Regions from separate parts of the Homo sapiens genome. Here regions 1 and 2 are each linked to region 3. Evidence: chromatin contacts called from ENCODE Hi-C or POLR2A ChIA-PET data. All regions are on one chromosome and are shown on one strand. Each heading gives the region's core, a stretch centred on a gene start or an enhancer-like site at or near the end of the contact. The rest is flanking DNA. Distances are from core to core; before and after follow the strand shown. Region 1 holds the start of RPL26 (ribosomal protein L26). Region 2 holds the start of BORCS6 (BLOC-1 related complex subunit 6). Region 3 holds the start of POLR2A (RNA polymerase II subunit A).

Region 1 (3,697 bases), core at 1,115-3,614, 900 kb before region 3:
TCAGCAGAGGATGTGAGGGCTGAGGAAACAGAGAGGGCCTTGGTGGGAAGACAGGAAGACGATGGGGACACCCGAACAGGAAGGGAGTTGGGAAACTAGTAAGGACAGTAGGAAGAAAGAGAAGGAGTGACAACGTGAAGGCCAGAAAGGCAAGGCAAGGAAGGAAGGCAGGCACCTTCGGCAGCTCCCTAGGACTTCCAGACCCAAATCACACTCAGCTCAGCCCTAGAGCCCCTGGGCTCCCGTCTAAATGCCTCTCTTCAGCGGCAAGGACCTGGTTCCTGGAAAACACGAGTCACGCTGCTTCACACCTCCAAGCCTTCCTTCAAGCAATTCCTACTGCCTTGTGGAGCGAATGCTAACATTCTTCCAATTCCAGTCAATGCTGACCTCACCTCAGAAGTCTTCCCTGACCCCAGAGCTCCCTTCTGCTCCTGAATCACAGAGACAGCAAGGGCAGCTGGCTCAGCGAGCACTTTTCCTGTGGTCTCGTGGCTGTTGATTCCCTTGTCTATCTTTTCTTGTAGACAGTAAACTTCCTGAAGGCACAAACTTTGACCTATTTTGCATCGCCAGTGTCTAGTTTCAGGGCTGGCCCAGGAAAGAAGCCTCATAAATATTTGTTGAAAAGAGTCGCAGCAGAGGAATTCTTGCTGAATTTTTCAGTGATGAATAAAATCTAGGGCTACTTCCTTCACAGCATATTTAAGAACACAACTATTTTTAAATCATGAAAACGCATGTTCGTTGCTGACCATCCTCTGGGCAGTCCTGACTATGAGGTTCCCACAAATTGGGGCCATATACAGTTCCCAGAAGAGGCCGGGGAGCCAGCCTGCACGGGTTCTGCTGTGACTTATGGGTCCTGTATAACCTTGCACCAAGTTCCTCTCATTTCTCTGTGGCTGAGTTGCCCAATCTGTAAAATGGGGACAATAATACCAGCAACAACAGAGCCATTTTGTGGATTAAAAGAATTCATGATGTAAAGTGTAGAGAAGAGCGTCCCCACACTCAGAAGGCTCACTACGTCTTCGGTATTCTTGTGAAACGCCTGTCCTCTGTCACTGTGACACCCGTGTCATTCATTCAGCAGAAGCCGTTCAGCGCCGGTGCCTGCTGCACTGCCGCTGCCTCAGAAACCATTTGCAGGGGCCGGGCGCGGTGGCTCACGCCTGTAATCCCAGCACTTTGGGAGGCTGAGGCGGGCGGATTGCCTGAGGTCGGGAGTTCGAGACCAGCCTGGCCAACATGGTGAACCCTCGTCTCTACTAAAACTACAAAAATTAGCCGGGCGTGGTGGCGGGCGCCTGTAATCCCAGCTACTCAGGAGGCTGAGGCAGGAGAACCCGGGAGGCGGAGGTTGCAGTGAGTGGAGATCGTGCCAGTGCGCTCCAGCCTGAGCAACAAGAGCGAAACTGTCTCAAAAAGAAGAAAAAGACACACACACACACACACACACACACACACACACACACACACACACACACACACACACACACACACGAAGAAGAAGAAAAGAAACCATTTGCAGGGAGCGCACGGCTTCCGTCTGGTCCTGAACTGGACGCAAACAGGCCGAGCATTTAGAAACCCGCGCAGCTCCCCGCACCGAGAGGCTTCCTCTCGCCTGGCTCCTTCGAAGCGTGGTCTGGACCAGCACCTCCCACAGCACTGGGGGCGCCTTGGAAACGCGGCCTTGGACCTATTTCCGCGGGGGCAGGCGGCGATCGGTGGCCCTGGTCCTCGCAAGGCCCCTCACCACCCAGAACTGAATCTCTGGCGGGCCCTGCTGTGCGGTCAGCAGACGCCCAGGTGCAGGGGCGGTGGCCGGCGTCGCGGTGGAGCTCGTTAAAGTACCGGCACGCTGGCCGCGCCCACGCCACGGGCGGGAGGGGACGGTGAGTGCAGGGACCCAGGCGACCGGCCGGCCGGCGTCCCCGCGCCTCCTGGCGGCCAGAAGCAGGGCCTGCGCTTCCCCGGCTAAGGGGTGCCGGCCCCCGCCCCGGCACCTGGGAGTGAAGGTACCAGCGGGTCTCCTGGGCGGTCTCCTGGGGCCGCTCGTTCCTTCATCACCCCCAGGGGCAGTTGGACCCTGAGCAGCCTTAGCCAATAGCCCCGGGACTACCCTTCCCAGAGGATTCAGCGGCAGCACCCGGGTCTCGGAAGGGAGACACTAGGACCTGGAGGAGGGGAGTTTTGCAATCCCTCGCAGTTCCCCTCCTAGCCACTAGGTGACACTAGCCATAAATTTATTTCCCAGTTTACTCCCCTCGCTCAAACTCCGCGCCCCTCTCGCTCCGAGAGACATAGGTCTCGCGAGATCTTTGGTAAACTTACAGAACCGGAAGCAGCGTGTAGTTCTCTTCCCTTTTGCGGCCATCACCGAAGCGGGAGCGGGTAAGGATTCGGCGGGCAAGCGGGTGTAATCAGCAGCCATCCGTTCTTGGGCATGGTGGCTTCCGACCGCGGGGACCCCGAGAGTCTCTTGTCGGCCGAGTAGCAGCCAGGAAGGAGAGACTGGGATGGTTTTTTATCTGTTGCTTTCTTAAATCAAGGGCCGCCGGGCCGGAGATGGATGGAGGGACCGGGGATTTGGGAACTCGAAAACGAGCTGAGGGAAGGGAGCCTGTGGAAATAGACTGGAGTCTGGGTAGTGTCGTTTCCTAGAGAATGGTCTCGAAGTAACTTCTCGGTAAAGTCTTCACGGAATTTCCAGACCACACTTGCCCACTGGGAGGCTTTTAGGACCCGAGACGTGTGCAGGCTTTTCCAGGTTCGGGTTGGTGGGCCTTATTCATTTTGGCGGGGCTATACGTATTCACTCTTAAGCCTGTAGAAGATGAACGTTGATTGTACCTTCTAAAACGTGAGGTTATAGTTAAGAGAATTGCGTTGTCGGTCTGCTCAGCAGAGATGTAAGTCCAGTCTTGATTTCCTCAGGCACTACTTGAGGAGTTGGGAGAGTGTAACTAAAAGGTCTTATAACTAGGACAAGTGTTTTTGATGCAAAAGTCTTTAGTCCGTAAACATATACAGAAAACACCCGAATAAAACAAAAAATAAAAAGTTTCGAGCTTCGGTTGATAGGCCCTTCCGATCAAACAGTTTTTGTTGAAGTTGCACAACATGACACTGCCTATGATCATTCTAGACTATCAAGATAAAATCATTGCGGTTATTTGTTTGGAAGCTGGATGAGATTTTGGTCATTTAAGAGTCTTTTTAACTTTTTATTTAGCCAAAATGAAGTTTAATCCCTTTGTGACTTCCGACCGAAGCAAGAATCGCAAAAGGCATTTCAATGCACCTTCCCACATTCGAAGGAAGATTATGTCTTCCCCTCTTTCCAAAGAGCTGAGACAGAAGTACAACGTGCGATCCATGCCCATCCGAAAGGATGATGAAGTTCAGGTGTGTATCCCTACTTGTTCTCGTTGTCTTGATGGATATTTTACGCACTTAGCTTAGAAGAGAGATTGCATTCCTGAGAAAGATGCTTCTGAGACTCTTGCTCCCAAAGAGTGGCAAGATGAGTTGAGCCAGGGACCAAAAAACAGTAAGTAAGCTGCTTTTCAGTTTTTAATTGTATTATTTGGTGAAAATCTTTTTTTTTTTTTTTTTTGAGATGAAGTCTCGCTCTTGTCCCCCCCAGGCTGGAGTGCAGTGGTGCCATCTCAGCTCACTGCAACCTTCG
Region 2 (3,678 bases), core at 375-2,874, 710 kb before region 3:
TGGCTGGCTAGGACCCCGGCAGGCACCTGGGGATAGTAGTGCTGGGAAGTTCTGGGGAGTTGCACTTCTGAATGCTGGCATGACACTGCCTCAAGACATCTCTCTATCCAAATGGAAAAAACAACCACATCCTTTGTCAGCTAAGGAGAGTTAGCAAACTGTTTTTATTAAATACTGATGTCTGGCCGGGCACGGTGGCTCACGCCTGTCATGCTAGCACTTTGGGAGGCCGAGGCGGGTGGATCACTTGAGGCCAGTAGTTCAAGACCAGCCTGGCCAACATGGTGAAACCCCATCTCTACTAAAAATACAAAATTAGCCGGGCGTGGTGGCGGGCGCTTGTAATCCCAGCTACCCGGGAGACTGAGTTAGGAGAATCGCGTGAACCCAGGAGGCGGAGGTTGCAGTGAGCCGAGATCGCGCCACTGCACTCCAGCCTGGGTGACGGAGTGGGACTCTGTCTCTAAATACATAAATAAATAAATAAATAAATAAATAAATAAATAAATAAAAATACTGATGTCTCCAAGCTTTGGCTATGTGTTGCAATGTACAACCTTTCCAATGTCGCTGCACCATTGCATTTAGAGGAAATCTCCATTCCCTAACAGGAACTACAAGGCCCCCTGCATGACGTGGCCCCTGCTGCCTGTTCAGCTCCTTGGCTCGAAATCCTTCCCCTTATCTTGCTGATTTTGTTTTAGTCCCAATGTCTCCTGCCCCCTCACCTCAGTTTCTTGAATACGTCAAGACTTCTTTGTCTCTGAGAGGTAGCTCAAGTTTTCTTCTCTCTGCCTGGGGGGTGGCTGCGTCTTTTTGGTTCTTTTTAGTTAAAAGTCTCACCAAAGAGGTATTTTCCTGACCCCTTACCTAAACTAGTGCCTGCTCAGTTATATTCTCAATCATAACACTTTATTTCCTGTATAGCACATATCAAAATTTGTGATCATTTCATTTGTTGAATATTTTACCTCGTGGCAAAATCACACGCCATCCTCCAAGGGGCGAGACCCCTCAGTGTGAAAGGGGCAAGAGACACAGAACAAGAGTGACAAACGCATAGGAAAGCCCAGAGGCCGCTGCCTTGACCACAGTGGGTCGCTCTGAGCAGTTCAGTGGTTAGGTCTCTTAACCAAGAAAGATAGAGCAAACCATTCATGCTCATGCTGGACTTCTGGTTTCCTTCTTTTTAGTCAACTAGGTTCAACCCTGATGGTCCAAGAAGGATATGCCATTTTCATCCTAAGAACCTCTCTAGGAACCCCAAGTGGGCTCCCCACTTGGTATTTTTGCTAAGCAATCACTGTTGGGGGGGGTACAATTACAGGCAGAAAGGATCTGAGCCCCACCCCTCGGGACTCAGGAATTTGAGGACCTTGGTCTTTAAGATCTGCCCCATCAGCTTTCAGAAAGGGCGGGGCGACGGGAGCAGCTGTCACCTCCTTCTCTCCACCCTGCCGGCGTTCACGTGTGTTCCGCTGTGCAGTAACAGCTCTTCTTCCGGGACTTCCTGGTCGCCGCGACCAATCAAAATGCTTTTCCTGTCCTTACCATTGTCAGCCGCTGCCAATCGGCTCGCCTCTACCAACGCCCCTTAAAGGCGCAGCCACTGCCTCCGGAGCCGGGGCGAACCAATTCCTCCGTTGCGGCCCCCACCTGCAGTATGGAGTCGTCTCGGGGGCGGCCCGGGCCCGAGACGGACCTTCTGGCTGTAGCGGAACATCAGGCCCTAGTCTTTGGCGGCGGGCCGGGCCGAACGTCCTCTGAGCCGCCCGCAGGCCTCCGGGTGTCCGGGGAGGAAGAGACCGAGAACGTTGGGGGCGCGAACCGCCACCCCAGGACGTCCCCGAAGACGTCAAGCTGCGGCGTCGTCCACCGGCCGGAACGGGAGGCTCTGGAGAACGAGCCCGGCCCTCAAGGGACGCTGTCTGGGGCCGGGAGCCGCAGGGGGGCGCCGGGTGCAGAGCACGAACCTTCCCTGTCCTCCCGGCACAAGAACCCGGCGCCGCCCGAGGGCAAGCCCTCCTCCGGGAGGGACTGCCGTCGAGGGGGACCAGGCGGCGGGATGGATGTTGAGCAGCAGGAGGAGGAAGACAACGACGAGGAGGCGGCCGCGGGCAGCAGAGCCGGCCGCTCGTTCTCCAGCCGTCTTCAGGACAGCCGCAGCCTGGACGGGCTGAGCGAGGCGTGCGGTGGCGCCGGGTCCTCAGGGAGTGCCGAGTCCGGCGCGGGCGGCGGACGCCGCGCCACCATCTCCAGTCCCCTGGAGCTCGAAGGCACAGTGAGCCGCCACGGCGACCTTACCCACTTTGTCGCCAACAACCTGCAACTCAAGATCCGTCTGAGCGGCGCGCCTCCACCCCCGCCTTCTGCCCCTGCGCGGCCCTGCCCAGCGCCTGCACCCACACCCACACCGGCCATTCCCCCAATCGACCCCGAGGTGCTGCGGGATCTGGAGCGGTTGAGTCGGGAGCTGGGAGGCCGGGTGGACCGTCTGCTTCGCGGTCTGGGTGGCGCGGTGCAGGAGCTGACGGCGCTGAGCGTGGGTTGCATCCAGACCTACCGCGATGCTGTGGACTCCTTAGGTGAAGCCGTGGACATGAGCATCAAGGGCATGTACACCCTGCTGGCGCGCTGCGAGGAGCTGGAGCGGGCTCTGCAGCCGGTTCAGGGGCTGGCGCGCCAAGTCCGGGATATCCGACGTACTCTGGAGGTGTTGGAGGCCCTGTGCAAGTGACCAGGAGGACAGGAGAGGCCGGTCCTGGCCAGGGCAGGGCCCAGCAGGACCCTAAGGACTCTTCAGGGAGTCCTGGTGGGAAGTGCCCACTGAGGGGAGGCCTGTGTGTTGGAGGCTCTTCCAGATGCGTTCAGCTGGCCCGTGCCCACTCGCTGGGCCTTAGGCTGGTGTATGTGGGGAAGTTCTAACGGCTCTCCTGGTGGGAAGGGATGTTGCTCTGCTTGTATTCAGTTGGCCATCTGTAGCTACCCTGTTCTTCCCAACTCTCCTCCCTAGCTAGAGCACCAGCCCTGGGAACACGGGGCTTTAGGTCTGCTTGAAGGTGAGGACGTGACTCCCACATGTAATCAGGAGAAAGGGACAGAGGAAGCCCCAGCCCCCACTGTGGCTATCCTGACTCCAGTGGCCACATCTCAGGTGCCAGGGGCTGTGGGAGCTTGTGCCGTCCTTGGCCAAACACCCCGCAGGCAAAGATGCACCCCTGCTGATGGAGAGCCTTCTGCTTCTGCCCTCTGGCCCTCTACCATACCACTTCCCCAGCCAGAACCGGCGTGCAGCTAGGAGGAATGGGTTGCACGGCGGAGGGGGTGAGGTGGGAGGCGTCTCACTGCTCTCAGGGTTCAGGTAGAATGTTGCTGGTTTTGAAGCTCACCTGTTGTGGAGTGTTCTAATCAGTTTTGGCTTTCTGAGTTTTTGTGGAATTAAAGTGCTGCTGCTGCGAAGGCTGAGGCTGAGTCTGTGTGGGGTTGCAGTGATTAATAAGCCAAAGGAATGGGAATGAGGGTCGGTGTTGTTCACGCAGCTCCCTTGGGGCTGGTGCTGGGAGTGGGGTGGGGGTGGAGATGTCTCAGGCTCCGTGGGGAAAGATATGGTTCTTGCTCTTAAGCATCTGGTCTGAGGGGAAATGTGAGGACACAGATAATCACTCACAGGGGCCCAGA
Region 3 (3,637 bases), core at 1,126-3,625:
TCTGCGTAATTGCAAATACTGTTTCCTGATCTGTTTTTCAGCTTTGCCACAGTGCCTCTATAAACAGAAGTGGCTCTTATTTTTATGTAGTGAAATCTGCCTTGGTCTTCCTTATATATAACGTTTAGCTCATTTTAGGCACTCCATAAAATTTGCCTATAATTAATTCACTACTATTAAGGACTTCTGTCTCTGGTATCAGCCCTGCAAAAGCCTTCTATTTTTTTTCTAGTGCTTTATGGGTTTTTTTAGGTTTAAGTCTTAACTTCATCTGGAACTGATTCTGTGGTATGGTGTGAGGTCAGGACGTTCTGACTCCTGACATAGCTGAACTTTCTCCCAGCAAAAATGGTCTCTATCCACAAACAGCCACTTAACTCCATTCTTTCCAGCCAGTGGGCTCCTCTACTTAGCGCCACAAGGGAAAAAGTCCAAGTCACCAATAGCTCTCCCCTAGGGCTGCCCTCCTCTCTCTGGTCTCTCCTCCTCTCGCATCAGTTCTTCATAGAGCAACTACAGCAGTAGTTTTTTCAAATGTGCTGTCACTCTGTTTATAATTGTCAACGACTACCTACTGAAAATGGAATTAAGTCCTGACTCCTTACCATAATATACAATATCCCATGCTTCTCCAGCCTATTTCTGTAACACTCTTCTCTCATCCACTAAACCTCAGCCACACCGGCCGCCTTTCACCCTGTAGGACAAGCCCAAGTTCATTTCTCCCTCAGGCCCTTTGCACTTGCTATTTCCTCTGCCGGAAAAGCTCTCGCCATCCAAACTATGGCTTCGACGACTGGCTGCCTCTCATCATTTGGGTAATGTCTTCTAAGATAGGCCTTCCCAGACCCTGACGCCATCCCATCTAAAGTAGCCCCACCTCGACGGGCGCGGTAGCTCACGCCTGTAATCCCAGCACTTTGAGAGGCCGAGGCGGGTGGATCACCTGAAGTCAGGAGTTCAGCCATTGCACTCTGGCCTGGGGAATAAGAGCGAAACTCCGTCTCAAAAAAAAAAAAAAAAAAAAAAAGACGGGGGAGAATCACCTCAGGGCAGGCGTTCGAGACCAGCCTGGCCAACATGGCAAAACCCCTCCTCTACTAAAAATACAAAAATTAGCGGGGCATGGTGGCGCATGCCTGTAATCCCAGCTACTCAGGAGGCTAAGGCAGGAGAATCGCTTGAACCCGGGAGGCGGAGATTGCAGTGAGCCGAGATCGTGCCATTGCACTCCAGCCTGGGCGACAGAGCAAGACTCCGTCTCAAAAAATAAAATAAAATAAAAATAAAAAAATAAAGTAGCCCCAGCTCAGTGACTCTCCATGGGATTACCCCTTTTCACTCTATTCGAGACAAATGCCATTAACTGAATTATCTCATTCATTCATTGTATTCATGTTTACTGCTTGCCCTTTCCCACAGACAGTGCTCTTGAAGGTAGGGTCCTGGTCTGTCGTGTTCACCTCTGTAACCCGAGTCTCCTGTGTCTTCAACAGAGCAGGTGCTCAGTTAACATTTGTATTACAGAAGAGGAGGAAGCTACCCGGGTTTGGCTTCTTAACCAAACTTGTAAAGACTCCCTAGGATTCGTCGGATCGCCTTTAACGTCGGTAACTCTGGAGTGTGAAATCAGTCATCCTTCTCTCCCTCCTTCTCACCCTCCAGCCAGCCCCCCATCTCGGACAAAGCGCTACGCCTGCTCAACTCTTTGCAAAATATAACTCTGGGAGGCCCGAGACTGGCGCCTACACGGCCTTGGCGCTGCTGAGCCATGCTCCTGGCCCGTCACCCATAAGCAGCGAGAAAGCGCCAAGTTTCCGCAGCCCCCGTCCGGCCCCGCCCGCCAGGGGAGGAGGGGGGAAGGGGAGGACAGAGCCGCTTACCAGTTCATCCGGACTCAGGACTCCGAACTGGACTCTCTTGATGGTGCGCAGCGGGCATGCGCTGTCCCCCGAGGGGGGGCCACCCCCGTGCATGGCGGAGGCAGGCGCGCTGCGCAGGCGCAAACCTCACTACAAAAAGCCTGCGCCGCCTCCGCCTAGGTGCTCAGACCTCGTCAGGGCGGCCACCGGGAAGGACCTCCCCGAGTTGGGAGGAAAAAGCCGGAGGAGGGGAAGGTGGGGGAGGGAAGGAGGCGGGGAAATAAGGAGCGAAAGGAGCCCTTCTTTCCCTTACCGGAAATTTTTCAGCTCCCAAAAAGGAAAAAAAAAGAAGGGAAAAGGAAAAGGTTTTTGGGGGAGGAAGAAGAAAAAGGGTAACGAATAAATAAGTAACCGGGTTCCTGAACGGCAGAGGTTACGGCAGTTTGTCTCTCCCCCTTCCGGGAGCCGCCTTCTTCTCCAACCGTCCCGGCCGCGCTCTCGGCGCTTCTGAGCAGCGAACTCGCTGAACGACGCTTCTTATAGATTCGCCCTCGCGTCCCCGCCCCTTCCTTTCCCGCCCTCCCTTGCGCTACGGGGCCGCCTGCGCAGGCCCGCAAGGGGTGCGAGCCAGAGTCGTGGGTAAACCCCCCGCTCGCTGGTTGGGCGACCTTTTGAAGTGACAGGGAGAGAAGAATTTTTTTCTTTAATCCCACCGCCTCTCCTCGCTGCTCCCTTTTGCACTGAGGCTTAAGGTTTGAAGACTCGAGGGTAAAATTGGGCCGCTTTCATTCTAGTTTGGACAACGGTTTCATCTTCAGCAAAAGCCTCTCATTCGTAGCCCCCCCCAGCTGGAAAATGGTCTGCTCTGCGAATCGGTAATGGCGGCGGGGCGGGGCGGGTCCTCCCGGGGAAGGGCGGTTGCTCATGAATATGCAGTTCTCTTGCTGAATATGCATGAACAAACCAAGATGGCAGGACCAGTGGCTTGTCCGGAAGTAGCCGATGTTTGTCAAACGGCCCCCGGAGACGGGTGGGCATCTCCTGGCCTGTAATGCCGCGCTGTACCGAGCCATGATCCTAGATCCATGGCCTGAGCCTCTCGAAGAGACTTCAGCTGGGAGGCCTGCTCTGGAAGGAGGGTGGCCACTGTCCGGGAGAGATCACGGGACCGCGACAATCCGAGAAAAGCAGATTAGCCATGGGGCGGGCCACGAAAGTCCTGGGGGATTTGGGGTCAAGGCATCTGAACATTAGGAAATCCTCCACTTTGTAGAATATTTCAGGAATAAAATGGGGGGCGGGGATCCCAAGGGGTTCTCCAATGAGAACGGTCGTAGGACTTTCCACTCTCCCTCCAAAGCAGAGACGACACCACTGCAAGCCACATTCAGAGTAATCCTTGTTTGATGTCAATGTCACGTCACCACCCCAAGGGGGGGGCACAAGCACGAGGAAAGGAAACCTTTGCCGTGAGGGGAGGGGTGGGGAGGCACGCTCCCCTCCCCCACCGCAGCTGCTGGCTCTGTCTTTGCCGGAACACTCCAGCCCCAATGCTCTTCTCTTTGCTGCTGAGTGAAGTCCTCCCCGTGGCCCACGGCCTCCCTGCCTCAGCCGTTTGGATCTGCTCCTCAGACTTTACCCCTTAGTTATGCCCTGATTCCAGGACCCAGCCTGGTCTCCACATCCCTTGGTCCCAGGCTGGCCCCAGGTCTTCCAGGTAGTCCCTCTCCACCAAGTCCCCAAGTCACCCTTGACTCTGAGAGGTATCCCTCTCC

Evidence for each region. Hi-C counts contacts between places; a loop is a spot of excess contacts on that map. ChIA-PET counts read pairs that join two places held with the same protein, here RNA polymerase II (POLR2A). Pooled maps may share reads with other maps.
Region 1: a loop to region 3 is called in a pooled map, with 8 times the contacts of the local background. The contact joins the promoter of RPL26 here to the promoter of POLR2A in region 3. A Hi-C loop is called at or near these places in 6 of 50 pooled maps. POLR2A ChIA-PET finds 5 or more read pairs at or near these places in 2 of 52 experiments (GM10248 and activated naive CD4-positive, alpha-beta T cell).
Region 2: a loop to region 3 is called in a pooled map, with 13 times the contacts of the local background. The contact joins the promoter of BORCS6 here to the promoter of POLR2A in region 3. A Hi-C loop is called at or near these places in 10 of 50 pooled maps. POLR2A ChIA-PET finds 5 or more read pairs at or near these places in 3 of 52 experiments (A549, K562 and MCF 10A).

Annotation. Positions count from the first base shown.
Region 1 is chr17:8,381,860-8,385,556 of GRCh38, reverse strand. RPL26 (ribosomal protein L26) reads left to right here and starts at 2,364. Exons shown (of 4, transcript NM_000987.5): 1 at 2,364-2,400; 2 at 3,242-3,414. The coding sequence starts at 3,247. RefSeq lists a silencer at 1,770-2,039 and enhancers at 1,471-2,188, 2,440-2,609, 2,189-2,906.
Region 2 is chr17:8,188,126-8,191,803 of GRCh38, reverse strand. It overlaps BORCS6 (BLOC-1 related complex subunit 6), which reads left to right and starts at 1,624. Exons shown (of 1, transcript NM_017622.3): 1 at 1,624-3,459. The coding sequence starts at 1,664. The coding sequence ends at 2,737. It overlaps LOC124903913 (a long non-coding RNA gene), which reads left to right. Exons shown (of 2, transcript XR_007065604.1): 2 at 1-529. RefSeq lists enhancers at 1,165-1,810, 1,553-1,832, 1,811-2,457, 3,596-3,645 and silencers at 1,943-1,992, 2,193-2,252, 2,323-2,372.
Region 3 is chr17:7,483,104-7,486,740 of GRCh38, reverse strand. It overlaps POLR2A (RNA polymerase II subunit A), which reads right to left and starts at 2,375. Exons shown (of 30, transcript NM_000937.5): 1 at 1,884-2,375. The coding sequence starts at 1,976. SLC35G6 (solute carrier family 35 member G6) reads right to left here. Exons shown (of 2, transcript NM_001102614.2): 2 at 3,245-3,637. It also overlaps a transcript of ZBTB4 not described here. RefSeq lists a silencer at 1,737-2,056 and enhancers at 1,175-2,168, 2,867-2,936, 3,027-3,076, 2,169-3,163, 3,167-3,436.